Linked DNA regions of Homo sapiens: region 1 is linked to region 2. The links are chromatin loops, found by intact Hi-C in ENCODE. Cell type or tissue: A673. All regions are shown on one strand. Each heading gives the region's core, and the rest is flanking DNA. Links, peaks and the distances in the headings are about the cores only.

Region 1 (14,281 bases), core at 1-5,000, 890 kb after region 2:
TACAGATGGTCATCTCATTGACCAGTAAGGAATTAAGTGCCTATTCCAAAGCTGGGGCTGTGGCAGAAGAAGTCTTGTCATCAATCCGAACAGTCATAGCCTTTAGGGCCCAGGAGAAAGAACTTCAAAGGTCTTTCCTTTTAAATATAACAAGATATGCTTGGTTTTATTTTCCCCAGTGGCTACTAAGTTGTGTTCTGTTTTTGTAAGGTATACACAGAATCTCAAAGATGCAAAGGATTTTGGCATAAAAAGGACTATAGCTTCAAAAGTGTCTCTTGGTGCTGTGTACTTCTTTATGAATGGAACCTATGGACTTGCTTTTTGGTATGGAACCTCCTTGATTCTTAATGGAGAACCTGGATATACCATCGGGACTGTTCTTGCTGTAAGTCTTGTTTGAGAACAAGGTGTCAGGCCTGGATAATCTTTCCTTACCTAGTTTAGCCAAAATTCCTCTTTGAAGATAAATATTCAAAGATGGATGTTTTTATTAAACAAATATTTGTTTCCCTCAAATTATCTGTATACACCTTTAAATTATAGTTATGAATTGACAGCATTTATTCATCCAGCATGTTTTAGTGTCCTCGCTGTGTCAAGCATCTGCATTCCGCTTTTGGAAGAATCATAATTGAATTCCCCACTGGGAAATACACTGAGTTTTGTTAATCTAGCAGTGAAAAAGGCCATTCTCTTGTGAGACTTTTCCTTTCATCTGGGCTGAGATCAGACGGAGTTCTGCATTCACCTTGCTAAATGTCTTCTCTCTGGAAATGGTCTGTAGAGTTTACACTCACCTCCTCTTCCTCTGTCCTTTCAGCATGTAGTAATTTAAAAAACAGACTACATATAGCTCTGTCCAGTATCACAGTTTGGAGACTTTTAAATTCTTATGGGTTATGTGTTAAATAATAATTTATTCAGTTATCCTCTTAAGTTACAATAAACAGATCAGTTCAGGATTAAGAAACATTTGTCTTGAGGAACCAAAATGATCTGCTCTTTATACTTTGATCCTTGTTTGGCCTTTCCATTCTTACAGATTTCTCTTCTTTCCATTAAATTCATCTTTTGAATTTGAGGCATTCATAATTAAGACTTTTAGCTATTCATTTATTTCATATAAAGTGAAATGTGAGCATGAACGATTTTTCACTCATCCTTGCTCCTCAATTTATGTGTGGCTGGGTATCTGGCTTACTAAGCCTAAGCATCCTCATCTATATGATAGGAGTAAGAGCTCCTAGCTTGAGGGATTCTTTTCTTATTTGACTTTTTGCAGAGATGAGTCTGTCTTAAAATGGACAGCTGTCCCCTAATACAAAAATTCAAAAACGGTTTGAGTGAAAACAGTACAATGTCTCTGAGCCAATAAAATCTACTGAATTTTTCTTTTTAAAGTTCAAGGGGTCACCCAACAAGGAGGGGAGTGCAACTCACCATGGGGTTTATACATGGTCAGCACACTTCAGTTAGCAGATTTTTCTGGTCACACATCCCAGCATGTGATAACCACAAGACTATGAGATAATCAAAAGTTGTTCCTTATTAGGAAAAGGCCAAGGATACTTGGATTAATCTGTGTTTCTATTGCTTCTCGGCCTTTTGGCTAAGATCAAGTGTAATCTGTGTTCTTTTTTATTTGGTCATATCTTCCATTCTTTCTTACCTAATTCCTCTAATATCTCTCTGTGAGCCTAAACCAATAATTATATATTACATTCTATTGTCTTTCTTATATAACTGCAGAAAGATAAATATCACTTTGTTTGTTCCTGTAGGTTTTCTTTAGTGTAATCCATAGCAGTTATTGCATTGGAGCAGCAGTCCCTCACTTTGAAACCTTCGCAATAGCCCGAGGAGCTGCCTTTCATATTTTCCAGGTTATTGATAAGGTAAGACCTCTTATTGCTTTGAAGAATAACTATCATTACTGCAAGAAGGAGACAAAAAAACATACACCCTCATTTTCACTAAAACAATAGGATGGACAAATTTAATGTTGGCCAGTTGTTTATGGGAAAGAGAGACTGCCTTTAATTCTTTTCTAAGAGGAGATTGTGTTGTATTGAAACCTTCATGTCTAACTCAATGCACTTCTAAAGCAGAAAGGAAACTGTCATGGAAGAAAACCATCCTTATACTATTTTTAAAATGTAGAGACTGTCAGTTTACTCCTTTGAAGATTTATAACATTTCCTTTGTTTTTCCAAGAAACCCAGTATAGATAACTTTTCCACAGCTGGATATAAACCTGAATCCATAGAAGGAACTGTGGAATTTAAAAATGTTTCTTTCAATTATCCATCAAGACCATCTATCAAGGTAGGTTAAAACAAATTACGCAATTGTGCAGTTTTCTGATATTATCTTCTACTGGCCAAGATCTTCTCTGACATGATTACTTAGGATCACTTTTTTCCAAGATTTTGGCTACTTTGCTTAGAGACTTGAGGAGGTAGATAAATAATGGACAAATAACTCTGGATCAACTAGTTATATTTTGCAGCATTCTTTCTATATTCAACTGACTAAAGCATTTTCAGCTCCGTGAAATTCTTCTACTCTGGGTTTGGGAACACACCTAAATGTCTTGGGTTGACGCTGCCACCTGTTGGTGGTTCCTAGATGCTACCCCACTCAACATACTCATTTTAACCCCCTCCTCTCTAACCTAGGAGAATTATGCACATGTGCCTTTCCCTTCTTCCTTTCCTGGGGCTTTTACTGCAGCAGCAATTGCGGCTAGTACTTTATCGCCTTTACACACACGCACACACACACGCAGTTTATCGTACTCCATCATTCAGTCTTTGACAAGTTCTTGTGAAAATGTGTGTCTTTTTTATTGTCTTCCCCCTTTCACTTCATTAGTGTATTTACCAAAAAAGTAGTTGTTGTTAAAGATTGCACAAGGCGATTACTAATAAAACACTGGCTTCATAGAAAAAGACATGATTTTAAGTGAAATAGATAAAATTACTAGTGTGATCAATTTCTAATGTCTGCTACAGAATTTGTATAAAGACCTACCTACTCCTACTTCCTTATTTTTTTTCTGATTAAAACTTTGATCGAAATTCTCTTTTCAAAGCTCTTTAGTTTTGAAAGTTGTTACTTAATTACCGATTACCATTATTGGTATAGTATTGACTTCCACCATTTTTCTTAACTGTACAGTATTTCAAACTACATTTTGCAACTGTATTTGGATTGGCTTCCTAGGGACTTCAGCACCAATTGTGCCATTATATTGCATGGGAAAGTGTTCTTTGGGTTTTAAACAACTATTTTTAAAATGAACTTTTGAAACATAACCCTTTTTGTTAAACTAAAGAATGAAATTTTGGGGGGGTCCACCTATTTTAAATAAATAAATTCTTTCAAGGAATGACCAGAAACCAAATCTAGAGTAAAAGTGCAGGTGTGAGAAGAGGTACTCCTACTGGTGGTCCCCGATTTCTCACCTCCTTCAGAGAACTTTTCTCGGCTTGGCCCTCTGAAGGTTTTATGTTTGGCTTATGCAAAGGGTCCATTGCTTTACAAATGGTGAGATCAAAGCAAGAGAATTCAAAGGGAGATTCCCCTGTTTAGGGCTAACTACATACAGATGCAAGCAAAGATAGGTGAGAATTTCTCAACAGGATCACTGTTGTCATTTCGAGAGGGTAATTATTGTGAGGCTTCAATCACATTGCAGGTCCCTGGCACACTAAATGCTGTAGCAACCCCAGTCATTGAGAAAATGTTTAAAGTGTTCCCTCATGGGTCACCATGAGCCCACCAAGGTTTCTAATGATAAACTCTCATCTATCGGGAGCCACTAAGAAACTTTGCCAGCTGTTTTCCTTTAGAATATGCTTTGCAATTATGTTAGTATGTCCTAAGGAGGAGCTTCATTAAATAGCTTGTGAAAATATCTGGCAAGATCTCATTTACTTGTTACAAATTAAGACTTTCATTAACTTGATAGTCAAAATTCATATAAAATATTTTAGTTGAAAATGTGAACAGTTTACTAGTTAATATTCTGAAGTACTCTTAATTTAGTTCTCTTTACATAGAGAGATAATGATAGATTCTTTTACTACTATTTTCTGAAATTATTCAGGCTATTACTACACATGTACATGAAACAAACATAACAAGATCTAAATTTGTTTTTAGAAGAATTTGTTTTTGGTTATAATTATGTACTCATTTTCTGAAAATGTGTCCATCATCTTCTTATTGTGGTTTTATGATTTTCCCTCCATACATTCCAATAGATTCTGAAAGGTCTGAATCTCAGAATTAAGTCTGGAGAGACAGTCGCCTTGGTCGGTCTCAATGGCAGTGGGAAGAGTACGGTAGTCCAGCTTCTGCAGAGGTTATATGATCCGGATGATGGCTTTGTAAGTGCAGCTAGCAAAACCATGCACAGTCCACCTAATGGAATCTGGAAACACCGCAGGGCTGGCAGCTCTGTAACTTTTCATTTTCAACAGTAGAGCTGGGAGAGAAGCCATATTGTTTTCTTTCCTTTGTATCCATTCACTCAGCAAATATTTATTTAGAGCCTACTATGTGTCAGGCACTGTTTTAGGTTCTGAGAATACCTAGGTGAATAAAACAGATAAAAATCTGCCCTCATGAAGTTTACATTCTAATAATCAGAGGCAGACAATAAAAAAATAAGTAAATTATATAGTATGTTAGAAGGGAGGGAATGTTGTGGAGAAAAATAGCGTATTAACATCTGTACCCAGTACCTATCAAGAATTTCAAAGTTTGTTCCAGAAGAATGATGTAGAAAACATCTCCACTTTTCTTTTCCTTTTTTTTTTTTCTTGGAGCTTACAGTGTTGCACTTAACTTTCTCAGCCTTGTAAGTGGCATAGAGGATAAGACAGTGATATTCAAAAGTGATTAATTCTTAATGCTTCTGTTCAAAGTTTCAACAGTTATTTTTAAAAGAAAATCTACTCCCCTAGAGCCTGGCTTTATTTAAATTTTACTTCATAGTTTTCATTTGGAGTATCCTAGACCCATGTGACTACATAAATTATTAGATGAGTGTTATGTGTATAAAAGAGTTGCATAGAATATCCATGCCCTGACAGAAAACAAGGGTTGGTAAGAAATAGAGACTCTATGAGTTAGAATTACCAAACCCTGGCTTCTGTCACGGGAATATGTTGGGGTAATTGGCAATGGCACCACCCGTGGAGAAGCCAGAGGTCACTTATTATCATGTAGAGCAATGAATAGGAGACACTTTTGTCTTTTGCAGAGGTGTGAGATGTTGAAATAATGGCGGCTATTTCCTAGAAGAAATGTAAGGGTCACATCCAAAACTGAAGTTTTTTGTATGTGTCTACATAATAACATTTGCGGAACCTAGAGTATGTATCTTTATAATATCTAACTTGTGGATCTTAGAATAAAGATAATCAGATGATCTGGCAAGGTTTTAGGCCAATTATTCTTTTGCAGTTTTGTTGGTGCCCATCTACCAGAAAAAGTCTATGGACAATATATATGTTAGAAATATTTTATCAAAATATAGTCAGTCTTTGATTTCTAAAATATGCTACTTCTCAGCTTATATTTTGGTCTAGTATGAAAAACCCTAAAATCAATACAGTAAAAGGCATCACAACATGGTTCATTCTTTGGATTGGCAGATCATGGTGGATGAGAATGACATCAGAGCTTTAAATGTGCGGCATTATCGAGACCATATTGGAGTGGTTAGTCAAGAGCCTGTTTTGTTCGGGACCACCATCAGTAACAATATCAAGTATGGACGAGATGATGTGACTGATGAAGAGATGGAGAGAGCAGCAAGGGAAGCAAATGCGTATGATTTTATCATGGAGTTTCCTAATGTGAGTACACTGTGCAGCCTGTGTCCTTAGCTTATGGTGGCAGCGCTGCGACATTCCAATATAAGGTAATGAAACAACAACTGATGCAGAATAGTAGGGGTGTGATTAAATTCTGGATTGTCCTAGAACAAGCTTGTCCAACCAGTGGCACAAGATGGCTTTGAATGAGGTCCAACACAAATTTGTAAACTTTCTTAACACATTATGAGATTTTTTTGTGATTTTTAAAATCTTATCAGCTATTGTTAATTTTAGTGTATTTAATGTGTGGCCCAAGACAATTCTTCTTTCAATGTGGCCCAGGGAAGCCAAAAAATTGGACACTCCTGTATGAAACATCTGTAGAGAAGAATGCATAGTAACAACCAAAAGAAGAAATGCATCATTGAAAGGCCAGATTGAAAAGAATCATATTTTGTTCTGCAATTGAAAAAGAAAAAAATGAAAGATATGTTAAAGCATAACAAAGAAATATGAAACAAAATCATCAGACCAAGCTGAGAAATTATGTCTAAAATGTTTATTTGCGAGGCCATCTTGTGGCTGAGAGTGGGAAAGTCATACACACAATGTTCAGATTGGTTCTGTGACAAACCACAAGAAAAACTATGATCATTTTTTAAAGCACAGGAAGCTAACATTGCATAAGAAATGTGAAATCAGGCCGGGTGCGGTGGCTCACGCGTGTAATCCCAGCACTGTGGGAGGCCGAGGTGGGCAGATCACCTGAGGTTAGGAGTTTGAGACCAGCTTCGCCAACATGGTGAAAATTCATCTCTACTAAAAAGACAAAAAAATTAGCTGGGTGTGGTGGCGCACACCTATAGTCTCAGCTACTAGGGAGGCTGAGGCAGGAGAATCACTTGAACCTGGGAGGTGGAGATTGCAGTGAGCTGAGATCGCACCACTGCGCTCCAACCTGAGCAACAGAGTGAGACTTTATGGGAAAAAAAAGTGAAATCATATTTGGAAAGCAATATAGTCCCCAAAAGAGTGAAATCATATTTGGAAAGCAATATAGTAAGCTAAAATTATTGTTAACCAGACTTACGAGATCTTAATGGGTATTTAGAATTAATGGGGTGCTGTAAAGCCTTTTTTTAAAAATATTTCCTGAAGTATTAGATCCTCAGCATCCCCTGAAATTGTTGTGCGGAGCACCTTGTTACATATGAAAGGATGAGATTTGCAATTAAAATACATATAAAATTCCACCATCCCAGAGGGTCACAATAACAGAAATGTTTATTTTAATGGGCATATTTCACAAACCAAACTTGACGGACTGTAATAATTTTATTCTTGGTTTTTAATTTAAAAAATTTGTTATGCCAGTAATTGTCTCTTGTCCCCATTATTTAGGATCATAATTAGGACATATTTAGGCCAAAAAAATCATTAAAGATTTAAGGTGCTTCTTAAATCTTTGGGAACACACATTTCCTTTTGTTGATGTTTTGCCCCTTTCAATGACTTCCTTTCCTTAAAACATCAATGCTCTCATTTCCCACTTAGAATTAGGGAGCTTTCTGATGCCTCTTAAATCATACCCTGTAAGTTACTACTTGCTTTTACCAAAAGCCAAATACTACACAAAGATGTCCCTTGCTATAAATCTAATAATAAATTCAGAAGATATAACCAAAATAAATTAAAGATAGTAGCTTATCATGATGAAACCTAAATTCCACAGCCATAGCTAACCAGAAAAATGAGGAAACACAATAATGAATGAAAGTTCCAGAAGTGGCTAATTTAGGTAGGTAAAAAATTGGGGAAAGCTATTGTAAAAAAATGTATAACATTACTTCCCTTATAATATACACAGATTTTAAAATTAATGTATAATAATTAGCTGATACTGGTTAGCCTTTCACTCATAAACAACCATGAAATTGGATAAAACATATGAGGCCAAGGGCAGTCATTTCCATGCATTGGATGAGAGGTAATGAAAGACTGATTCCTAACAGAGAGGAATCTCATAAAGGTACTCCATGAATTCTGTCTGGGAACACTGAGCTGAAAGGCAAAGCTCAAATTTCAGGGCAGCTTGGGCAGCTGGAAAGGTGATAAGAAATCACCTGTGGCGATGAGGCAGGGGCAGAAGCCCAGTCTGTATGGGCATCCCTCAGGAATCCTTGTCTGAGGATAAGACTACCTACCCAAGGCTCACCAGAGAGTGGCAGCCATAAAGCTGCAAGCGGAACACTGGATAGAAGTCAGGCAGTGCTGCGGGGGCGTTGAAAGTGCAGCGCAGCTGGAATGGAGAGATCACATTAACACCTTTTTAACCCCCCAGGCAAGTAGCTAAAACACCAAAAAAGCCACACCTTAGGAGTCAGGACCACACCTTAGAGTAAGATCTACCTGCCCTAACAAACCCTGAGACCAAGCCATGACAAGATGCCCAGAGAAGAGAGGTTTTGGAGGTTGTGTTCTGCCAAGTTATGTGGCTTTCTACAAATTCACCCCAAGGAAACCTAAAATGAAGATTGCACAAGTTCAAGATCAGTCAGTGCTTGAGTTGCCTACTAGAGACAAAAATCAGCACTGTTTTTTTTTTGTTTTTGTTTTTGTTTTCAGAAGAAAACAGAACTTAGAGTCTCTTCAACACAACAATTACAGTACTCAGTACATCATTTACAAAAACCAGACATGCAAAGAAACAGAAAAATATGGCCTGTATGCAAGAAACATAATCCTAAAAGTTTATTCTTTAAGAAAAGGGCTTCAAAATACATGAAGCAAAAACTGATACATCTGAAAGGAGAAAGACAAATCCACAACTTTAGTTGAGGCCTTCAGTGCTTGATAGAACAAGCAGGTGGAATATCAGTAAGAATATAGATGAACAATACTAACAGGCAGCTAGATTTCACTGGCATTTATACGACATTCCAGCCAACAACAGCAGAATACATTCTCAAGTGCACACGCAACATTCTCTAAAATAAACAATATTCTGGGCCATCAAAACAAACAAAACAAAACTGTAGCTCTTTCAAATAATAGAAAACATAGAAAATATGTTCTCAGACCATAATATAAGTAAACTACACAAATATTTGAAAAATCACAAAAAACAATTCTAAAGAATATATATCTCAAAAAAGAAATTTCAAGAAAAATGAAAAACTATTCTGAACTAAATCAAAATGAAATTGCAATGTATTAGTATTTGTGAGATATAGTTAAAGTATTGCTCTGAGAGAAACTTATAGTATTTAATGCTTATTTTCGGAAAAGAAAAAAGATCTACAGTCTGCAAACCTAATTTTCACCTACAGAAACTAGAGAAGGAAGAGCAAATTAACCCAAAACAAGCAAGACTAAGTAAATAGAAATTACAGTAGAAATCAGTAAAACCAAAAACTGAAAAACATCAATTACTGAAACCAAAAGCTGGTTCACTGAAAAGATTAAAAAAAAAAAAAGTATAACTGTAGCAAAGCTGAAAAAAGAGAGAGAGAGAGAAAAGAGATGGCCAGTATCAGGAATGAAAGAAGGTACATGACTATTGATTCTAAGGACATTAAAAGGTTAATAAGGAAATATAAACAGCTGGGCATTTTTTGACATAAAGTCCTGTAATCCCAGCACTTTGGGAGGCTGAGGCAGGTGGATCACTTGAGGAAAGGAGTTTGTTACCAGCCTGGACAACATGGCAAAACCCTGTCTCTACTAAAAATACAAAAAATTAGCTGGGTGTGGTGGTGCACACCTGTAATCCCAGCTACTCGAAAGGCTGAGACAGGAGAATCACTTGAACTCAGGAGGCAAAGGTTGCAGTGAGCTGAGATAGCACCACTGCACTCCAGCCTGGGCAACAGAGCAAGACTCTGCTCCCCCGCACCTCCCCCCAGCCCCCCAAAAAAAGCTAGATGTCTAAATAACGGCAACAGTTACAAATGAAATTAAAATAAAAAGCAGTATTCACAAAGCATCAACAGACAAAATGCTTAAGAATAAATTTAATGAAAGACGTGCAAGTCTTCTAGTAAAAACTATATTATGCTGATAGACATGAAAAGATCTAAAGAAATAGAAAGTACCTTATTCATTGATTTAGAAACTCCATATTTTTAAAGATTTGCATTCTCTCCAAGTTGATATATAAATATTGTGCTTTATCAATCAAAATCTCACCAGTTTTTATGTGTATGTGTAGAAACTGACATGTTGATTCCAAAATTTATTTGGAAATTCAAAAGACCAACAATAGCCAAAACAATTTTGAAAGAAAGACCAAAGCTGGAGGACCTAAATATCTAATTTTAAGACAGCAATTAAGATCGTGGTAGTGGCATAATGATGGTTGTATAGATCAGTACAATGGAACAGAGAGACCAGAAATAGATTCACAAATATCTACTAAGTTAATTTTTGACAAGGCGAATGGAACTCAGTGGGGGAAAGAAATATCTTTTCAACAAATGGTGCTGGAACAAATGGTTATCCTTGTGGAAAAAATAAAATGTGACCTTTACTTTACATCACACACAAAAATTAATTTGCCATAGACCTTGTACCAAAATTGTAAAGCGTAAACTTCAAAAATTAAAACTTACGAAAAAATCTTTGTAACTTTGAGAGAGGCAAAAGTTTCTTAGACTGAAAAGCATTACTATAAAAAAAAGATAAACTGGAGTGTACTAAAGTTAAAACCTCCTTTTTAAAAGACATCATTTAGAAAACAAAAAGGCAAGACAGAGAGCACAAGAAAATATTTATAATATACATGTCCGACAAGGACATGAATCCAGAATATATAAAGAACTGCTATAGCTTGATGAGGAGACAAAAAATAGAAATTAAAAATGGGCAAAAATTTGAACAGACATTTTACAAAAGAAGAATCAAATGAACAATACATATATTGAAAATATGCACCATTATTAGTCACCAGAGAACTCTAAAATAAAACGATAATGAGATACCATTTTACACTCTTAGAATGGCCAAAATTAAAAAGACTAACAAATGTAACTTTTGGTGATGATGTAAGCAATTAGATCTCTCATTCATTCAAATAAAAGTGAAATCAGTATAATCATTCTAGAAAGCAATTTGGCAGTTTATTATAATGTTAAACATACACTTATGACTCAGCATTCTATTCCTAGGTATTTATTCAAAATAAATGAAAACATGACCACAAAAATATCTTGTACATGAATATTCATAGCAGCTTTATTTATAATAGCCAAAAATAGGAAACAATTTAAGTGTTCATCAGCAGTTGAATGAACAAATTGTGATAGATCTAATTTTTCTTTTTCCTTTTTCTTTTTTTTTTTTTTTTTTTTGATATGGGGTCTCACTCTGTCACCTAGGGTGGAGTGCAATGCACAATCTCAGCTCACTGCAGCCTCGACTTCCCAGGCTCCCAGGCTCAGGCAGTCCTTCCACCTCAGCCTCCTGAGTAGCTCATGCCACTACACCTGGCTAATTTTTGTATTTTTTGTAGAGACAGGGTTTCACCATGTTGCCCAGGCTGGTGTCAAACTCCTGGCTTCAACCAATCCACCCACCACAACCTCCCAAAGTGCTGGGATTACAGGTGTGAACCACCACACCCGGACAAATTGTGATAGATCTAGAGTTGCCAGATGAACTACTGGATTCCCAGTTAAATTTGAATTTCAGATAATGAATAATTTTTTAGCAATATTGCATAAAACATACTTATACTAAAAAAAACTCATTGCTTTTCTGAATTCAAATGTAACAGCTTTGTGTTTTCTTGTGTGTTGTTTGTTTTTGCTAAATCTGGCAACCCAAGGTAAACTCGCATTGTGTGGAACACTACTTAGCAATAAATAGGAGTGAACAACTGATACAACATGGATGAATATCAAAAACATTAAGCTAGGTAAAAGAAACAAGCCAAAGAAGTACATACTGTATGATTTCATTTACATAAAGTTCTAGATCCAGGAAAATTCATGTATAGTGATAAAAATCAAATCAGCGGTATCTGCAGGCATGGTATGGGTTTTGACTGAAAAAAGTGACATAAGGAAACTTACTAGGGCTACAGAAATGTTCTATATCTTTATTGGTATGGTGGTAACATGGGTGTACTCATTTGTCAATACTCATAGACTTATATCCTTAAAATGGATGCATTTTATTGTGTGTAAATTTCTTCAAAAAGCCTGATTTTTTAAATGTGAAGATCAATCTCTAGAAATTAAGGGTTTAGAAAGAATATTTAAATTTATCTCCGTGAAGAAATAAACTTTGAATCAGGGACGTAACCCAGTAGAATATTACTAGCCATGTTTCCTGGGCGCTAGAAGTTACCCCTACCACAAATATGGAAGACAAAATATCTACTTTGTTAAAGATAAATTTATTTTAAAACAAATCAAAAGAACACCTAAAAAGTATCTCAAGATGGAAAAAACGTTTTAGGGGAAAGTTTGTTTTGGTAGCAATTTTTTTTCATGCTGTTTTTCAGAGTATCCAGGAAGGAAATTGTGGGTAACATACCAAATTGCTAATAAACACTGCAGAAAATAGGTATTTGTATTACAGTGGTTCTTTTAAAGATTTCAAAGCATTCTAAAAATATCTAAAAGAGATTTGGACATTAGTTTAAATTATTATTAATTTTTCTAAATACATTTGATTATAATGAGGTCTAATTTATTTTAGTCCTAGCCAAATTTTTCTTATGTCCTCTCTTCTTTGGGCTCTTTTTTTTTTTTTTACAGCGGTTTGTTTTCACAAAGAACAAATCAAAAGACATAAGCACCCAGAGGCTGAAGTACTGATTAAGCTGATATTAAAACACAACTGGGATTGTCATTTCCTGTTCTAACCATTTGATCACGCTGCCTTCTGTTTCTGTGCTTCTTTCCTATTTTTCATTAGAAATTTAATACATTGGTAGGGGAAAAAGGAGCTCAAATGAGTGGAGGGCAGAAACAGAGGATCGCAATTGCTCGTGCCTTAGTTCGAAACCCCAAGATTCTGATTTTAGATGAGGCTACGTCTGCCCTGGATTCAGAAAGCAAGTCAGCTGTTCAAGCTGCACTGGAGAAGGTAAGTGAGCAGAAACGTTTCTTATTTCCATACTCCTGGTTCATTATTGTTTTGAAGTACAAGAAAGTATAGATCTGTAATAGATTACTCAAGTTGAGAGCCCTCTTAAGGTATAAAGGCAGGATGTTAATCCACTGAGAACTTACGTGATGGCTATAGGAAGTGGTTTAGAGGACAGAAGGAGATGCTGTGGTTGGTTGGTGTAAAAATATATACATGAGGCTGATACACAAGCAATCATCCAGTCTATACCTCCATTCCAAGTGGTTTGCACTTTCCACCTCCCTAGAGTGGCCCACCACTATCATCACTATTATAACCATGCCCACCCTTTGCTTCTTCTACATACACCTGTGGGATTCTCTTCTCTGACCACTTTTCTTCTTTAGGATACCCCCAGGTATTCATTTTGACCTAATTTCACCTCAAGTGGAGAATCGCTGACCTTGAACCAGCGCCCTTCGACAGCTCTGGCCCCTCAAACCTCACCCTGACCTCCTGCTGCCTATGAGCTACTGCACATACCTCAAGGCCATATGCAGTTGTGGCCCTGCACCAAATTACACTGAATCTAGGAGGGGAGTTGGCAGTGGCGGTATGAAAAACCATTGAACAGTTTTCTCGATGGCCTGACTCCCTTATAAACCAGAGCCTTCAGACCCCTTACAAGGCTTAATGGCACATTTTACTTTGCATTTGCTTGGAAGTGAGTTAAGCGTTTTTTTTTCTCTAAGAAAATCGCAGGCTTCTTTTTTTAAAATGCTGACTTTATGGAACCAGAAACGGATACTGGCAGGCTAAATGTCCACTGCTTCTTGAAAAATCTCTTAGTTACTATTATTTAGTAGCAAATCAGATTGTGCAAGTTTGAACGCTTGTTTCCCTCCCATAATAACAATGCCACATGTTGCTTGTGTGATAAATAATCTTTGTTTACTGTGGACACTTCGGCAATTTGGTTCATCTTGGTACAGAAAATACAAAGACAGGACTAATATTTTATTCATTTTTTATACTTAGTAACTAGGACAGGGATCTGTATTTAGACTATATTCAAGCCTCGCTCTGTCACCCATGCTTGAGTGCAACCTCTGCCCACTGTGTTCAAGCGATTCTCCTGCCTCAGCCTCCTGAGTAGCTGGGAGTACAGGCGTGCATCACCACACCCAGCTAATTTTTGTATTTTTAGTAGAGACAAGGTTTTGCCATGTTGACCAGGCTGGTCTCAAACTCCTGACCTCAGGTGATCCGCCCACCTCGGCCTCCCAAAGTGCTGGGATTACAGGTGTGCGTCTCCGCGCCCGGCCAGTTACATAAGATTTTAAAAAATGTATTGTAATAGGCTCTCTGATTGT
Region 2 (15,894 bases), core at 3,504-8,503:
GTTGTCTCTATACACACAACCAGTCCATTTTATAGAACAAGAAACAGGCTCAGAGAAATTTAAGTGATTCTGTCCGCTTAAACGCAGTGTATACAGCTCATAAATGGCAGAAGCAGGACACAAATCCAGTCGTCTGACATAAACATGTCCACCCTCCTCTGTGTCATGCTCCGTCTGATGATGGTAGTACTATGCCTAAGGGAAGACATGTACAGAAAGACTTCAGGAGGGAATATCAAAATTCTAAGAATGCTGAACTCTCCAACGTAAAGACAAGTAAAAGAAATGAGTTCATAGTGATCAAGATACATTTTGCTTAGCTAAAAGGCAAGTGGAAATTTGGAGTGGTCTACTAGAATGAGATAAGGCAGAAAGTTTTTTAGGAGGTAGAGACAATATTTGCCTTAAATAATTATATGAAATTGAAAGCAGAAGACTAGAATAAAAAATTACTATTCCTTAAAATCATGTTTTCTTAGCATATGTTAGGTCACAATAAAATGTTTATATGACTATTTTCAATTTAATAAAATATTGGAATATAACATTTTATGCACATTTTATTCTTAAACTAGAAAATTATTATGAATCAATGTAAATAGTGATTATCTCTGAGTGGCAGGATTATTGGCAATTTTAATGTCATTTTGTTATTTTGTATTTTTCCAATTTTCTACAGTAAACTTGTAAAAAATGATAGGATACTAAGTATAATATTTCCAGAAATTTGTCCTGATCACTTTATTTAGGCCATTGGTCTATGGCTTTTACATTTATAGGAGTTAATATATGAACAAGATAAAAATAAACCAAGAGAAGCCACCCTTCTTAGAAGTGGAGGAAGACCTACTTATAACACGTGATACGGAGAGAGCCAATCAAAATATTTCCCTCTCTTGGCTTAAGTTCCTACTATGTGAATGATTCATTTGAATTAAGTCACAGATTCCCCAAAAGCCATCCATTTAGCATGTAACCTATAAAGTGGGTGGGATTTGCATTCACAAAATTAGTATCCAAGTGGGAAAACACCTTCATCTTGCTTTGTGCGCATGTCACAAACCCTTGGTAATAACCCAGAGCAATGCTAAATGTCCTGGAAAGTTCTGCTCTTTTTTTTAAATAAATTTTTTTGTGTATATTTAAATGTATGGAACATGATGTTATGGGATACATATAGATAATAAAATGGTTACCATAGTGAAACAAATGAACATATCCATCATCTCTTTCAATGCAAGGAGAGAACAAGGCCTTTTGTAAGTTAGCCTTGTATTCATTAACAACTTCTCCAGATTTTTCTCATCTATTTTTGTTGTCTCCTTTATTTCCCTCACTCACAGTTCGTACCTCCAAATACACAACACTCACAAACAATTCTCCTACGTATTGAGGCTAAGCTCAGCCCGCTGCAGTGGAAATTAGAGTGTCAGTGAGTCATGCAATCTTAACTTGCCTGCAATCATAACTCGTCTGGCATAACTATACTACTCTCATTCCTTGCTTGACAAGTTTTCACAGTTTAGGATCAATGTCTTCCATTAACAAAGGCAGCCTTTTATATCCTAAATGACTTTGATTGTTAGAAAGTTCTCTCTCTCATTAAGCCTGAAGATTTTATACCCAGCATGTCTACCCATTGTCTACACATTAAGACAAGAGCACCATTAACCCTGGATCTTCCCCTAGGAAAAACATGCCCTAGCTTCTCAGCCATTTTCATGATCATTCTCTCCAAAACGTTCTGTTGTCTTTCTCTCTCTTTAAGAGTCAGCAAAACTTCCCATTCCTCTAAAAGAGTAGATTTTAAATGTTCTTGTCACACACACAAAAGATAAGTATGCAAAGTGATGGATATCTTACTTAGTTTGATTTAATTATACCACAATGTAAGCATATATCAAAACATCACATTGTAGCCATAAATATATACAATTATTATTTGGCAGTTAAAAATGAAACTACAATGCAAATGAATAAATTGGAAGACCTTTTTCTGTTAGTCAGAAGAGGATTTTTTTTTTAGCAAATTTCCAAGTAGTTGAGGTATTTAATCATTATTATGTCCTTACACATATTCGTATCTCACAAGAACTCCTTAACACATGTCAGCCTTAAGCTGGTGAAAAGTTGCTCTGGGGTTGTAAATACTTTTAAGCAGTGGTCCTCTGGTGCTTTACCGAGACCAGGCCATTTTCTACTCCCAAATAGGACAACAGAGATTAAAATATATGGGGTCTACAGTGCTTAGCAGTCTATAAACAAGTACCATTCATTATGCAATTTATTTCCTTTATAGGCAGTTCTATCCTTTTACAGAACTCAATAAAAATAACATCATTCCTTCAGAAATAGAGTGAATCTTGCACAATCTACACCAAAAATATACCTTCAGAATATCTGAAAAAGAACAATCATATATTATATCTTTTAAAATATTGGTTTTAAAGGTTGTAATTCCCCAACGCTATTTCCTTGAAAAGTGTTTTGTTTCCAAAGGTATCTGTAAAGGAGTAACTGTAATATGTGGATCAAGTTAAGAGGAATGGTTAAAAATGTAATGCATTCGAAGTTTCTCCCTCATTGTTGAGGAAAGACTCTCTGATTCGAAATAAAGGATGTCATGATTATTTTTATTTTATATATTTCTTGTTAGAGAAGAAATAGGAAGATGCAGAATGGCATGATTTTTCCACTAAACCATGTGAAGAAGAAATATAAATGTTGGAAGAGAAAATAATTCCTCTCCCTTGACAAGATAGATAGCATGATGATTCTGCAACAGCTAACAGAATGCAACTATACAGGGGAGAGAGGTATCTGCAATGGCTTTTCACGTTGAGCTGCTAGTTTCTGAAGCACTAGTGGAACCGTATTTATGCTCCAGGACATTTTTCATTCTGGGAAAAGGTTAATTGATAGGTGCTGTCCACAAAGGTTTGGAATATAAAACCAGCACTGCTCTTTAGAACCAAGGCTTAAAAGAAACCAATGGAGTATGACACAATGGTTAAGAGTACAGACTTTGGAGTCAGACAGACATGTGCTGTAAATTTGGCTGTGTCACACACAAGTGGGACTTATAGCAGCTAATTAAAGTCTCTGACTCTCAATTTTCCCATTGGTAAAATGGATGTACTCCTGCAGGTATGCTGATACTTATCTAAAAGTGCTGTTAAAAATATTAACGTGATAATGCTTATGATATTTTTGGTATATTTCTAATGTCCAATAAACTATAAATAAATGGAGCTGTTAATAATTATTATTAAAATTTTATAACTTTTGAGCATCTGATGGGTACAGACCAGTGTCAGAATTCCTAACAGAATTATAAAGAATATTTTATACTTTTATTTTCTTATTTACAGGATCTTCCCTTGTACCAAAACTGTGTGTATGTTTGCTTCAGAATACTCATGTTTCCTCATCCATGGAGGCAGATTTTCCTACATCACACCAATATATATACTCAGGGATTTGAGTACCATTGTTCTCTGCAACCTCTGGCCCTAATACACTAAGCTACAATTAACAAGATTTCAAGGATTGTAAGTGGACTGTCTTCTGGAAAATAATTGTGTATTAATTTCTATTTACTCCAAAGGAAGTCTTCGAAATGCTACCAATCATACTTGTTTCTGAATGTCATGTTTTAAAGCATAATGTTATATTCAGATTGTGTCGATGCTCCAAGAAACTAAAGAATAACATAAGATGTTGGTCATCATAAAAGCTTATGTCTAGTTTTGGCTCAGCCTACAATCATTTTGCAATTCAGTGTGCATGTAGCCAGATGCACAGCAGTTAATGAAAGAGATCTAGACTTACATTGTCAGCTTCAGACTCAAAACATGAATCTCAATCCTGTTTCCACTCACCACTTTTCCTGTGTCTATTACTCTTATTACTGTTCTCTCAAAACTCAAAGACACTATTGATTCCCCTCTCCTCCTACGTCATTTTCATCACATTAATTACAGTGTGCCATTACTTTTATATCCACAGTGAAATTTAGCTTTTATTCAAGGCCTCACCAGCCCTTAACAGGATTATTTAAGGGCTTTTGAGCGAGTCCCTCTGCCTTTAGTTTCTCTAATATCACTCACTCTAAGTTCATTCCTAGTATGATTTTTAGCACCTTATTAGTGCCTTATTTTCTCGTTCAATTTTTTTAATTTAATTTTATGTATTTCTTTCTTTCTTTCTTTCTTTTTTTGAGATGGAATCTCGCTCTGTCACCCAGGCTGGAGTGCAGTGGCCCGATCTTGGCTTAGTGCAACCTCCGCCTCCCAGATTCAAGCGATTCTCCTGCCTCAGCCTCCCGAGTAGCTGGGACTACAGGTGCGCACAACTACGCCTGGCTAATTTTTGTATTTTTAGTAGAGACAGGGTTTCACCATGTTGGTCAGGCTGGTCTCGAACTCCTGACCTCGTGATCCACCTGCCTCAGCCTCCCAAAGTGCTGGGATTACAAGCATGAGCCACCCGCCCGGCCTTTTTGTTCAATTTTTAAAATCAATGTCTCTCCAAATTTCTTGGCCTGGCATCAGGGCCCAAATGGATGGTTCCAAGCCAATTTGACAACTGGTCTACTGTGGATCTTCTACAGCCAAAGTGCACTTAAATTATTCTGTACACTCTCAGTTTATCCCTTTTTGCATATTCTACTTCTCTTCTTGGACAGTTTTATTCTTATTCTTACTATTCTCCAGGGTCCATCTGAAATTCTCTGCTCAGATAAAATCCCATCTTTTTCTCCTAATTCTCAGAGTACCTTTTTTATGTGGCTTATTACGTTTTGACTCATAAATATTTATATGCTTATTATCTCTGTTACTACCCCTTAAGCACTTTAAAGAGAAGTCTATTTTTTATTCTATGTTATAACCACCACCAGCACCCTACTCCCACTCAGAATAAATCAAAGAGGTACAATTTATCTAAACTCATTTTCTTACCCCTTCCCAAACCTGCCTTCATTTTTGTTTTTCTGATCTCAGCACATGTTCATTCTCTTTAACCCAGGCAGAAAGTCCGACTTAATTGCCAATCTTTTCAACCCATGTTTTTAAAAGCGTGACTCCCATGAAGTCTTGTCGAATCTGCATCTATAATTTTTCACGTAATTCCATTGCTCTTGGTGTTCCCTTCATTCTGACTCTTAATTTTAATATTAAAGGCATACACAATCCCCCTGCCTCTAATTCTTCACACTATTCCCTAGGTGATTATTCTTAAAATAAATTGATTCTAGTCTCCCTTATCCTCAAACATTTTTTGTACCTGTTCATTTCTAAAGAAGAAGGCTTCAAATCCTATAGTCTAATACTCAGGTTCCTCATAGTTGGACCAAGCCTACCTCTTCAAGCTCCCTTCTTTCTGTTCATTCTGTGCTTAGAAACCAACATTCTCTTGGCCATTCTCAAGCTCTCATAGGCCTTGCCTCCACGAGTTTGGAATATCTCTCCTCCTCTCTTTTCAAGCTCTCTCTACTTTGTTTTTCCAGGTTTGCCACCGAAGGCACATCTTTCATGAAGTCATCTATGACCCTCTTCACCTTCCTTGTGCATCCACAGGATTTGCATACACTTTATTGTGTATTGAACTATATTTATGTGGATTGAGTAGGAGGTAGTGTAGCTTAGTGATAAGGAATGACTACTCTGGAGTCATACTGACTGGGTTTGCATCATGGCTCTCCCATTTTCTGGCTGTGTGGCTTTGAGAAAGTTACTTATTTTTCCACAGTTTCCTCTTTACTGAGATGCATAACAGTGTACACTTCATAGAATAGCTGTAAATGTTAAATAAAATTGTAGGTATAAGTCACTTGGAAGAATTCAAGTGCTCGCTATCTATTATTGTTTGCAGGTATGTTTCTTCTAACAACTCTAAAGCCCTTGGATCCAGAGTCCAGTCTATTATTTATATTCAAATTCTCAGCCAAGTGCTTCATTCAAAGTTAGCCCAATAATTATTTGTCAAATTGATTCACTGGAAGCAGATGAAAAAAATCATCAGAATTTCCAAAAAGAGAATATGATTAAATGTTAATATTATAATTACAACTCTAATCAGTAGAATACAGATGGGAATCTTTTACAAGTAATCTGAAAGCTTGCAATACATCGTGAGCATTGTTTGAAGTGTGTTGTTGCCAGAGTGCAGGTTTTGATGAAATTCTTTTCTGTAGTCATGGGCTAAAAGCTTGTCAACTAACTACTCGTGGCCATGAACTATAAGAAAAAGGAAAAAGAAAAAAAAAAGTTCTGCAATTCAGAACAGAACCTCTAGGTGGCGACTCTATCTTCCTTTGTTATTTATTTACCTTAAGCAAGTCAATTAATTCTCTGGGCTTCATCTTCAAAAAGAGACAGTTGGATCACATGAAATTGTGAATCTCTCCCAGCTCTGACATTTTCTGATCACGAATCTATATAACCCTATTTTTTCCCACTCATTTTTAGCAGGCATTTCTTCGGTGTCTACCATGATGAAAATCACAGCTGATACAGCACTTATTATTTATAATGAAATGATTCTCTCCATTCTTTTTATAAGAATAAGGAGACTAATGGTAATATCACGTAACTATGGTCTTAAAGGGACAATTCATGTGAAAGTGCTCAATCTTGGGTTATGGTACATGGCAGGTGTTAATAAATGTTTATCTTCCTCCTTCCATGTGAAAAATTTCTTTTTGAACATCAGGATTCAGTGCAATTATTAACTTTATTTGTGATGCTTTCTTTAACCTTTCTACTTAGGCAAAATCTAACAAAATATTGTTTTAATGCATATTTTAACACTGATGCCCTGATCATACTTTTTGGTAATTATTAATTATATATCTGTCATTGCAAAAGGTTTTAAACTCCTCCTGGTCGACTGCTATTAAAATATATATTAAACCTTTATCACTAACATGAGACGTGCACATACAAAAATTTCAGTGAATGTTTGGTGATGAATAGATCGATGAGTGAATGAATTTCAGTTCAGTGGGAGAAGTGGGAAATAGTCTTCCCTTGCCTGGAACACTTTTGGTACTTGCCAGATTATACTATACTTGAAATCCCACTAATAAAAAGTAACAGAGAGACTTTGATTTTACTAGTAAAAAAATAAGATTGAAAGTATTGTGTCATGGGTACAAATAATTTAAGGGTTCATTTTGAGAAATGCTGTACTGTAACACCTGTTTCTGGTGTCACTACAAGGCAAATAAGCCAATTCTGCCTTTCCAGTTTATGAATATGCCAAAAAATAACACAAATTGTCTTAAAGACTTTCCTCATCTATTGTTAATGTCTTAGCAAAACAAAATGTGAGGCCAGGCGTGGTGGCTTATGCCTATATTCCAGCACTTTGGGAGGCTGAGGCAGGCAGATCACTTGCAGCCAGTAGTTTGAGACCAGCCTGGCCCACATGGCAAAACCCTGTCTCCACTAAAAATATAAAAATTAACCAGGCATGCTGGCATATGCCTGTAATCCCAGCTACTCAGGAGGCTGAGGCACAAGAATCGCTTGAACCTGGTGGGCAGAGGTTACAGTGAGTCAAGATTGTGCCACTGTACTCCAGCCTCCAGCCTGGACAGCAGAGTGAGACTCTATTTAAAAAAAAAAAAAAGCATGAAGTTTCCTGACCAGCTACTCATTTCTTTTGATCAAAAAAAAAAATGTATTCAGACAAAAGCTATGCAATAGAAATCTAATGTAAGCCACAAATGCAAACCACATATATCACTATTCTTTTTAGTAGTACATTAAAAGATCAAAAGGGGGATTTCAGCAATGTAGTTTATTTAATCTAATATATAAAAAGTATTGTCATTTTTCCATGTAATCAACATAAAACGACTTGAGACATTTTACATTCTTTTTTCCATACTCAGTCTTTGAAATCTAGTATGTATTTTTTACCTGTAGCACATCTTTGTTTTTTAAACTTTTATTTTAAAAGTTACGTGTGTAGGAGTACATCTGCAGGTTTGTTATATGGGTAAACTTGTGTCATGGTGGTTTGTGGTATAAATTATTTCCTCAACCAAGTATTAAGCCTAGATTCATTAGTTATTTTTCCTGATCCTCTCCCTCCTCCCATCGTCCACCCTCTGAAAGGCCCCAGTGTGTGTTGTTCCCGTCTATGAGTCCATATGTTCTTATCATTTAGCTCTCTTATAAGTGAGCTAATGTCTTATTAGCTCACTTTAAAAGTGAGCTCTTATTAAAAGTTCTTATTGAAAGACATTAGCTCACTTATAAGTGAGAACATGTGGTATTTGGTTTTCTGTTCCTGTGTTAGTTTGCTGAGGATAATGGCCTCTAGCTCCATCCATGTCCTGCAAAAGACCTGATCTTATTCCTTTTTATGTCTGCATAGTATCCCAGGTATATATGAACCGCATTTTCTTTATCCAGTCTATCACTGATGGGCAATTAGGTTAATTCCATGTCTTTGTTATGGTGAATAGTGTAAAGCACATCTTAATTCACACTAGCCACATCTCAAGTGCTCAATAGCCACATGTGGCTATTGGCTACTACATTTTACCATGCAAGTCTAGATGAGGCACAGTTCCAGTAATGGCTACAAGTCAAGAAAAGACAAGTTTCTTCCCAAATATCTTATCACTCAGAAAATACAATGTTTTCCTAAATTAGCTCTAAAGGCAGTTTGCTTTTTACCTGCATAAGTTTTCTGATAACCTATAGTGTAATATCCCCAAAACTTGCATCTTATATTGCAGTAGATACTTTTTTTTTTTTTTTTGAGATGAAGTCTCAGTTTGTCACCCAGGCTGGAGTGCAGTGGCGCAATCTTGGCTCACTGCAACCTCCGCCTCCAAGGTTCAAGCGATTCTCTCATCTCAGCCACCCAAGTAACTGGGACTATAGGTGCGTGTCACCACACCCAGCTTTTTTTTTTTTTTTTTTTTTTTTGTATTTTTAGTTGAGATGGGGTTTCACCAGTTGAGATGGGGTTTCACTTGACCAGGCTAGTCTTGAACTCCTAACCTAGTCACTTGACCAGGCTAGTCTCGAACTCCTAACCTCAATTGATCCACCCGCCTTGGCCTCCCAAGTGCTGGGATTACAAGCATGAGCCATGATGCCCAGTCAATGCTTTCATCTTAGTATTTTTTAAACCCTCATGTCCCCTCTAAAAGACTATTCTGTAGGTCTGAGGGTCTAAGAGGTTTAGTGAGATAGCTTGGCTGGAGCTGAAAAGACATTAGCAAAATCATGAGTTAAAGTTACTCCTTTTTTTTACTCCAAAGTAACTGATCCTTTGAGAAAATATTTTACTTTAATTATAAGTGATTGGTATATAAAATTAATTAATATTGCTTGTCTTTTATATGATATTTTAGTTTCTTACTTTCATATTAGAAAACAGCCCACTCCATCACTAGTAAATATGCTGTACTCTATCCATGGTTAAAAATAAAAGCATTAAAAAGGTTACCTTTTTAAACATATAGGATGATTAAAAGGCATTTATCTTTTAAAATAGTGTTGAATGAAGCCATTTTTATATATATACTTTTTTTTTTTTTTACTAAGAACCCCAGGCAAATGGTGTAGTAAATTTATAAATTTTAATTCATATATATTTGAATTAAAAAGAAAATGCTCAGATAGCAAATGTTAATAGCCTAATGACTTTGACATTTCCAGTCCAAAGTTTTGAATGTTCACTGCTTGATAAATGAGCTTTGGACTCTGTTTTTAAAAAAACCTTCTTGAAGGCAATTCACTTACTTATCCAAATTGATCAATAGCTCTTGTTGGTTTGGAAAATATTAGCTTCTAAAAATTAGCTTCCATTTCTCATTTGGTCTGGAAAAGCACCATGGAAAAGATGCCAAAATTGGTGTAGAAAGCCATTTCTTTGAAACTTCCAAACAGGTAGAAACCTCTGAAATCTGTTAACATACTAATTATATTTCCATTATGGCTTAGCACTGCTAATAATTTGGGATCATTCCTGTTCAGTTTTGGGTAGTGGCCAGATAACTGCATTTTCCTTTTGGTTGAAAGATTTTTTTAAGGATAGTTAATATTTTGAATCATCTGTCGAAATAATGTTAGAATAAAAAAACAGATGATTTGGACTCTGGTCCTAGTTCTACAGCTAGCCAGCTATGCTGATTCTCTGGACTTTAGTTTACTTATTTGTGAAATGATGAATTTAGAATAAATTATTTCTAAATCTCTGGTTCATTGCATGACTCAATTATAATTCTCAACCAATAGGAAGAGAAAACATTTTAATGATGCTTTCAGTGCACACGTACTCAGAATTCTATCCCTTCTTTACCCTCAGCTATTGACTGCTAGAGTCTCAGGCTACACAAAAAAGCAGAAGCTGTCCAAGACTCGTATCTGCATTGGCCATTTAATGTGCATCTTCACTCATACTTGACTTAGTCATACTTTAGCCTGCATCTTCACTCATACTTGACTTGCTCTCTCTTTTTTTACAGTAGACAAAGATGAGAATTAATAAAAAAAACTCCCCCTTTAGCTCTAAATCCAATTACCCTTCACCTACTCAAAGACTTTTTCTCTTTACATATTTATTTTTTTCCCTTTGTACCCCATTATTCACATTGGCATGTAAACATGTTCCAAAATCTCCCCTAAAAACAGAAAACTTCCTTGACTCCAAAGTCTGTTGCTCTATCTCTACACGGAACCCATCTCCCTTCACCACTAAGCCTCTTGTTTACAATGTCTAGATTCTCAATTCTCATTATATTTTCAGCACACATTGGCCTGGCCTATGTTCCCATTACCTTACTTCAGCTACTCTTGCAAAAGCAAACAATGACAGCCATGTTTCAGCCTTCATTTTACAAGGAAGTCTCTCCTTCGGTCTTTTCTTACACCACTCTTTTGGTCCTCAGCATATCTCTCTGGCCAAACTTCTCAGTACCTTTTTTCTGGTTCCTCATTTCTATCCATTCTCTAAATATTACAGTAACTAAAAGCTTTATTTCGGTGGTGTCAACCAAACATATGACCTTAAAAATATTTTGTATTTACTAATTACTCCCACACTGATATTTCTAGCACAGCCCTTTCTTCTGAACTCTAGACCTATTTATCTAACAGTCCACAGCATCTCTCTATATTGATCTCACAAGCATCTCTACTTTCACAGGTCACAAACAGATTCTTGATCTCCCATCCTACACCAGACACACACACATGCACGCACACACACGCAGGCACACACACACATGCACACAGAGTTTTTTTCTAATTATCTACTTCTCAAAAGACTAAACAGAAACTCGATTCTATCATTTGCTTGATCTCAAAATCTGGTAATTATTCTTAATACATCCCCTCTATAATGGCATAAAATTGAACACAAAACACAAGGTCTTATCAAGTAACTATCTGTGCTTCTATTTTTTACCACCTCTGCTTTCATTGCAGTAACCATTGTATCATACATCTTAGTAGCCTCCTAATTACACCTGTGACTTCCTGTGTGACATCAATATATTTTCTAAACTGAAAACCAGAATGACCTTTATAATCTTGTCCATTTCCTGCTCAAAAGTTTTCCATAGATCCTTTTATAATTACGGAAAAATCTAAATGTTGTGGCACGTATATAAAGTTCTAATTTTTACCCCTATTAGGCTCACTATCTCACTCAATGCCTTCTACCTCCTCCCCCTCAGGTCATACTTCAGTCACCCTGGACTTCATTCAGTTTCTGAAACACACCAAAGCTTTCCTATCTCAGCATCTTTACTCACGCTATTCCTCTGCATGAAACAATGCTCTTCCCTCTATATGTCTGACTAATGCCTCATCATTCCTGAGAAAATATTGCTTCCTCAGAGATGCTTTCCTGATTTTCCCACTGTTAAGAAAGTTATTTTATATTCTTCATAAGCCTATATATTTTCCTTTTTTTTTTTTTTTTTTTTTTTTTTGAGACGAAGTCTCACTCTATTGCCCAGGCTGGAGTGCAGTGACATGATCTTGGCTCAATGCAACCTCTGCCTCCTGGGTTCAAGCGATTTTTCTTCCTCAGTCTCCCAAGTAGCCGGGATTACAGACATATGCCATCACGCCCGGCTAATTTTTGTATTTTTGGTAGAGCCGAGGTTTCATCATGTCAGCCAGGCTGGTCTCAAACTCCCAACCTCAACCAATCTGCCTGTCTCGGCCTCCCAAAATGCTGGGATTATAGGCGTGAGCCACTGCGCCCAGCCTATTTTCCTGTTTAACATAGCACAATCTTTAATTTTAATTTGTGTATTATTTACTCATTGTCTATATTTCTTTTTTAATTAAGCAGCAGAAGATCAGGGATTATGGTTATTTTATTTACTGCTAGACCCTCAGGACAAAATCACAACATAAAACACAGTAGCCGTGGAATCAATATTTGTTCACTAAATCTAACAAGAAAGAGAACCGAGGAGAGTAAGCGGGTGGCTCATGAGAGTCATAACAGAAGCTTGTGCTCCTGGAGTCCCGCAGAGCTTTCTTCCACACCACGCTGTCTTTTCCTCTTTTGTCTCATCCCAACCCAGTGTGGACTACAGAGTTAAGGCCCATCAAGTGTTATTGCCGTTGACCTCAACGTTGACTTGGCCCCATCTTCATAAGCCTAATCCCTGCAGGTCCCACTCCCTGGGCTCACAATCCAGATCCCTGAGCCTTCCTTGCCTTTATTAGACTTACAGACCTCCTCAGTGGTCTTGGCTTTCAGCTTTCCCCTCTCCCAGTTCTGCAATTTTAGCATAGCGTACATCTTCAAAAGAAGCCACTTTCCATCTTCCTATTTATATTTCTTTCTTTTCTTAGTCGATGGAAAACCCTGCTAATTATGCAATGTTCTTTTTTCCTTAAGCTCAAACTAATTTCTTATTTTTTAAACTGTAATGAAGGACTGAAATAATGTAAAGAATATAGTTCCATACACCGTGTTTCTTCCACTATAGAAAATTTCACCATCAGTTTAACTGGAAAAGGGTAATGTACATCTTTTATCAAAAGAGACATAACCTCTCACACATGTAATCAACTTCATAGAAAAATAAAATCCCAATAAAATGTACAACAGACACGTTTATGTGATAAGGTGTTCCTCCATTAACGGCAGCCATCTTGGTGGCTTAGCAGACCAGGTGAGATAAGATGCAACTATAGCAAACAGAAATTAAACCAGAAGCACTCAAGAGAGAGATGGAAAGAATAGTTTCATGGTGTTAAATGAAGATGCACATCAGGTAGTGACAGAAACCTTTTCAGAGACTAAAGTAACTGAAAGAAAGATGAACTTAAGAATAAATTTCGGAAGAAATCACCAGACATAGCATGTAGCTAACAGGCATGCACACACTTCTAAAGAAATCCAAGTCCAAAAAAATCTCAGAAATTTCAAACTGGCCCAGGACCCAAATCTTTCAGTGCACAGAACAGATCAGCCTTAATTCTCAGAACGCAATTTCTTCACATCTCCCCCTCAGTGTTCATGTAATGAAGCTTTCTTGTTTTTAATGCATTATGCATTGTGTTCTGTTCCAATTCTGTTTTGTGATCGTTTTTTCTTTTTTAAAAAATTATCTCTTGAATATTTTGAGCATGCTAAGTAAATAAGGCTTTTAGGTGTTAGAGCTGTTTCTGCTTCAAAAGTGACAGAAAAATCATAACCAAACTTGTGAATTTTATATAAGGGGAACTTTGAATTTGCAGTATATTTAAATGTCATTTTTCTAAATAAATCTTAGTTATAGTCATTATTCACATAGGCTCTTAAAACAAAAGAAAACCCGTCTCATAGATAGTAGTAAAAAAACCAGAAGAGTTTCTCTTTGGAGTTCAAATTTGTGTTATCTTAGTCAAATATAATGAATAAATAAATTTTAAAATTAAATTCATATAAACCATTATAATAGTGATTACTTCTAGAGGGAAGTAAAAAGGAATGTGATTAATATTAAGCATCAATGTATGGATAATATTATCAATAATATTCTAGTTACTGCAGTAACTTAAACTTTTTATATACTTGTGCGACTGTATTATATAGTTCATAATAACAATTTAATAAGTGTATTTATGTAACTTAAAGTAGTTTTATATTAATGTAGGTTATTCCAATTTACATCATTTTGCTTATATTTTATGTTTAAGATTCTTTCACATCAAGTATGACTAAAATGTACTTGGCTATAGCTTAGGACAACATTCAGATATAAAGCTCACAACTTGAAACATGTGGAAACTATAATAGGGTTTAAAATGTAGATGATGAATTTAGTGAAGGAGAAAGAAAAAAAATTACTCCCTTGAGTTGTGCCAGCTTTGAGTCTGATTTGTGACCTGCTCTTACATATTTGAAAATAGCCAGTGACCCTAGGGGATTAAGGAATGGAAGTTATGTTCTTCCCAAGAATTGCCAACACAACAGATGAATGTTCATCCAACATGCATAGCGGTTTCCGAAAGCTAGCCAGTTATGGAAACAAACATAGCTGCACAGAAGGTCATGGCATTAGGAACTTGCCCCCAAGTCAGGGTAATAGCAGCCTAAATGCAGATTAAATTGTATATCGATGACAATTACCAACTTTTTCCTAGGAATTGCTTATCTTTTTACCTTCTCTGTGCCTGGGTGTGCACACACAGACTCCTACACATATTTCTCTCTTTAGGTGATTTTGATTTTTATCCTACTTCTGTTACTGGTTTCACTTTCTGATCTTAAATCACTAAAGCCTAAATCCTTTAGTCTCTCATCCCTTAAGTGAATAAATTTATCTGCTGGGATAAATGGTGTAACGAAAGCAGTTGGATTTCTTGGGCAATGTGGTTTATTATAAACATAAGCTGCCATTGCTGTTATCAACATCATTGATATTATTTTAATTCCTCAGAATAATCCATATGGAAAAATAATTGGCAGGGTACAAATTTAAAAAGAAGGCAACTAAGAATTCCAAAAACCCTGCCAAATATAACAAGAAAATCAAACATATGTCTCTGTTTGGTAGAACAAACAAAAATTATACCTTGGTATTCCAACATTGATCTAAAACAATTATTCCTGGGACTCTGGAACATGCACACCAAATCACAACTATTACTAAGGAACAAAATCAGTTATGTAGAGTAAACAGTTTCTAAGAGAGGGTATATGACCTAAATGTTAGCAAGCCTAGAGTCCAAGGTCAATTTCATCAATGGTCTTACAGCAAGATCCTCTTCATAAATGTATAAAAATAAATATGTCTATAAACGACGAATAGAAACCACACACAGATTATAGATTTTCCAGAAAAATGACAAAAATATGCATCCCATTGTTGTGGGTCAGACATGGTTTTTCAATATCTAATGTGTATATTGAATAATATAAATATCACATTTAATTTTTAGAACAACTCCATGAGATAAGTGATAGTATTTCTGTTTTGCAGATGAATTAACTGATTGTTCAGTGAGATAATGTAACTCAGTCAAGCCTAAACAATTAAAAAGTGCTAGAGGTAGAATACGAACCCAGATCTTAATAGCTTCCAAACCTATTCTCACTTCTTTGTATTATGCCAATATCTCCAATTAAATGCACAAATTTCTATTTTTATATGCCAGCCAGCTGTGAGATTCACTGAACATAAGAAACTTGCAAGTTTAAAAATCTACCATCAACAGGAATGACACTTGAAAATGTGGTTAGATTTGTGATGGTAAATTTAATTTTCCTCAATTTCAAGAATTTCCTCAAGTCTTTCTTTTGATCCAGGATGTACATCTCAGAACCCAGCTGGCATTCTGCCTTGAAATTGAGCAGCATTGCCTGGGCTTAACTGTCTTGAACTCATGATTGTCAAGTTCTGCCCTGCAGAGC

The links. Hi-C counts contacts between places; a loop is a spot of excess contacts. Peaks named below come from ENCODE experiments on the same cell type or tissue, not always from the same donor. Only the 100,000 strongest peaks of a DNase experiment are listed, where the experiment ranks them.
Region 1: a loop joins it to region 2, with 2.7 times the contacts of the local background. A loop is called at or near these places in 9 of 110 quality-filtered maps.

The regions. Positions count from the first base shown.
Region 1 is chr7:20,645,751-20,660,031 of GRCh38, forward strand. ABCB5 (ATP binding cassette subfamily B member 5) reads left to right here. Exons shown (of 28, transcript NM_001163941.2): 8 at 6-130; 9 at 211-388; 10 at 1,785-1,898; 11 at 2,218-2,328; 12 at 4,272-4,397; 13 at 5,670-5,873; 14 at 12,756-12,926. Among named protein-coding and RNA genes, the nearest start is that of ABCB5, 37 kb to the left of the region's middle. RefSeq lists an enhancer at 7,863-8,420. In A673, for the core only: a CTCF peak has its summit at 2,632 (motif pointing left); no DNase peak of the experiment used is centred there; H3K27me3 peaks cover 4,715 bases.
Region 2 is chr7:19,748,414-19,764,307 of GRCh38, forward strand. All of the region lies in intron 1 of TMEM196 (transmembrane protein 196), which reads right to left. The region is part of intron 1 of LOC107986774 (a long non-coding RNA gene); the gene reads left to right. Among named protein-coding and RNA genes, the nearest start is that of TMEM196, 17 kb to the right of the region's middle. In A673, for the core only: CTCF peaks have their summits at 6,294 (motif pointing right) and 6,495; a DNase peak (open chromatin) is centred at 6,308; H3K27me3 peaks cover 914 bases.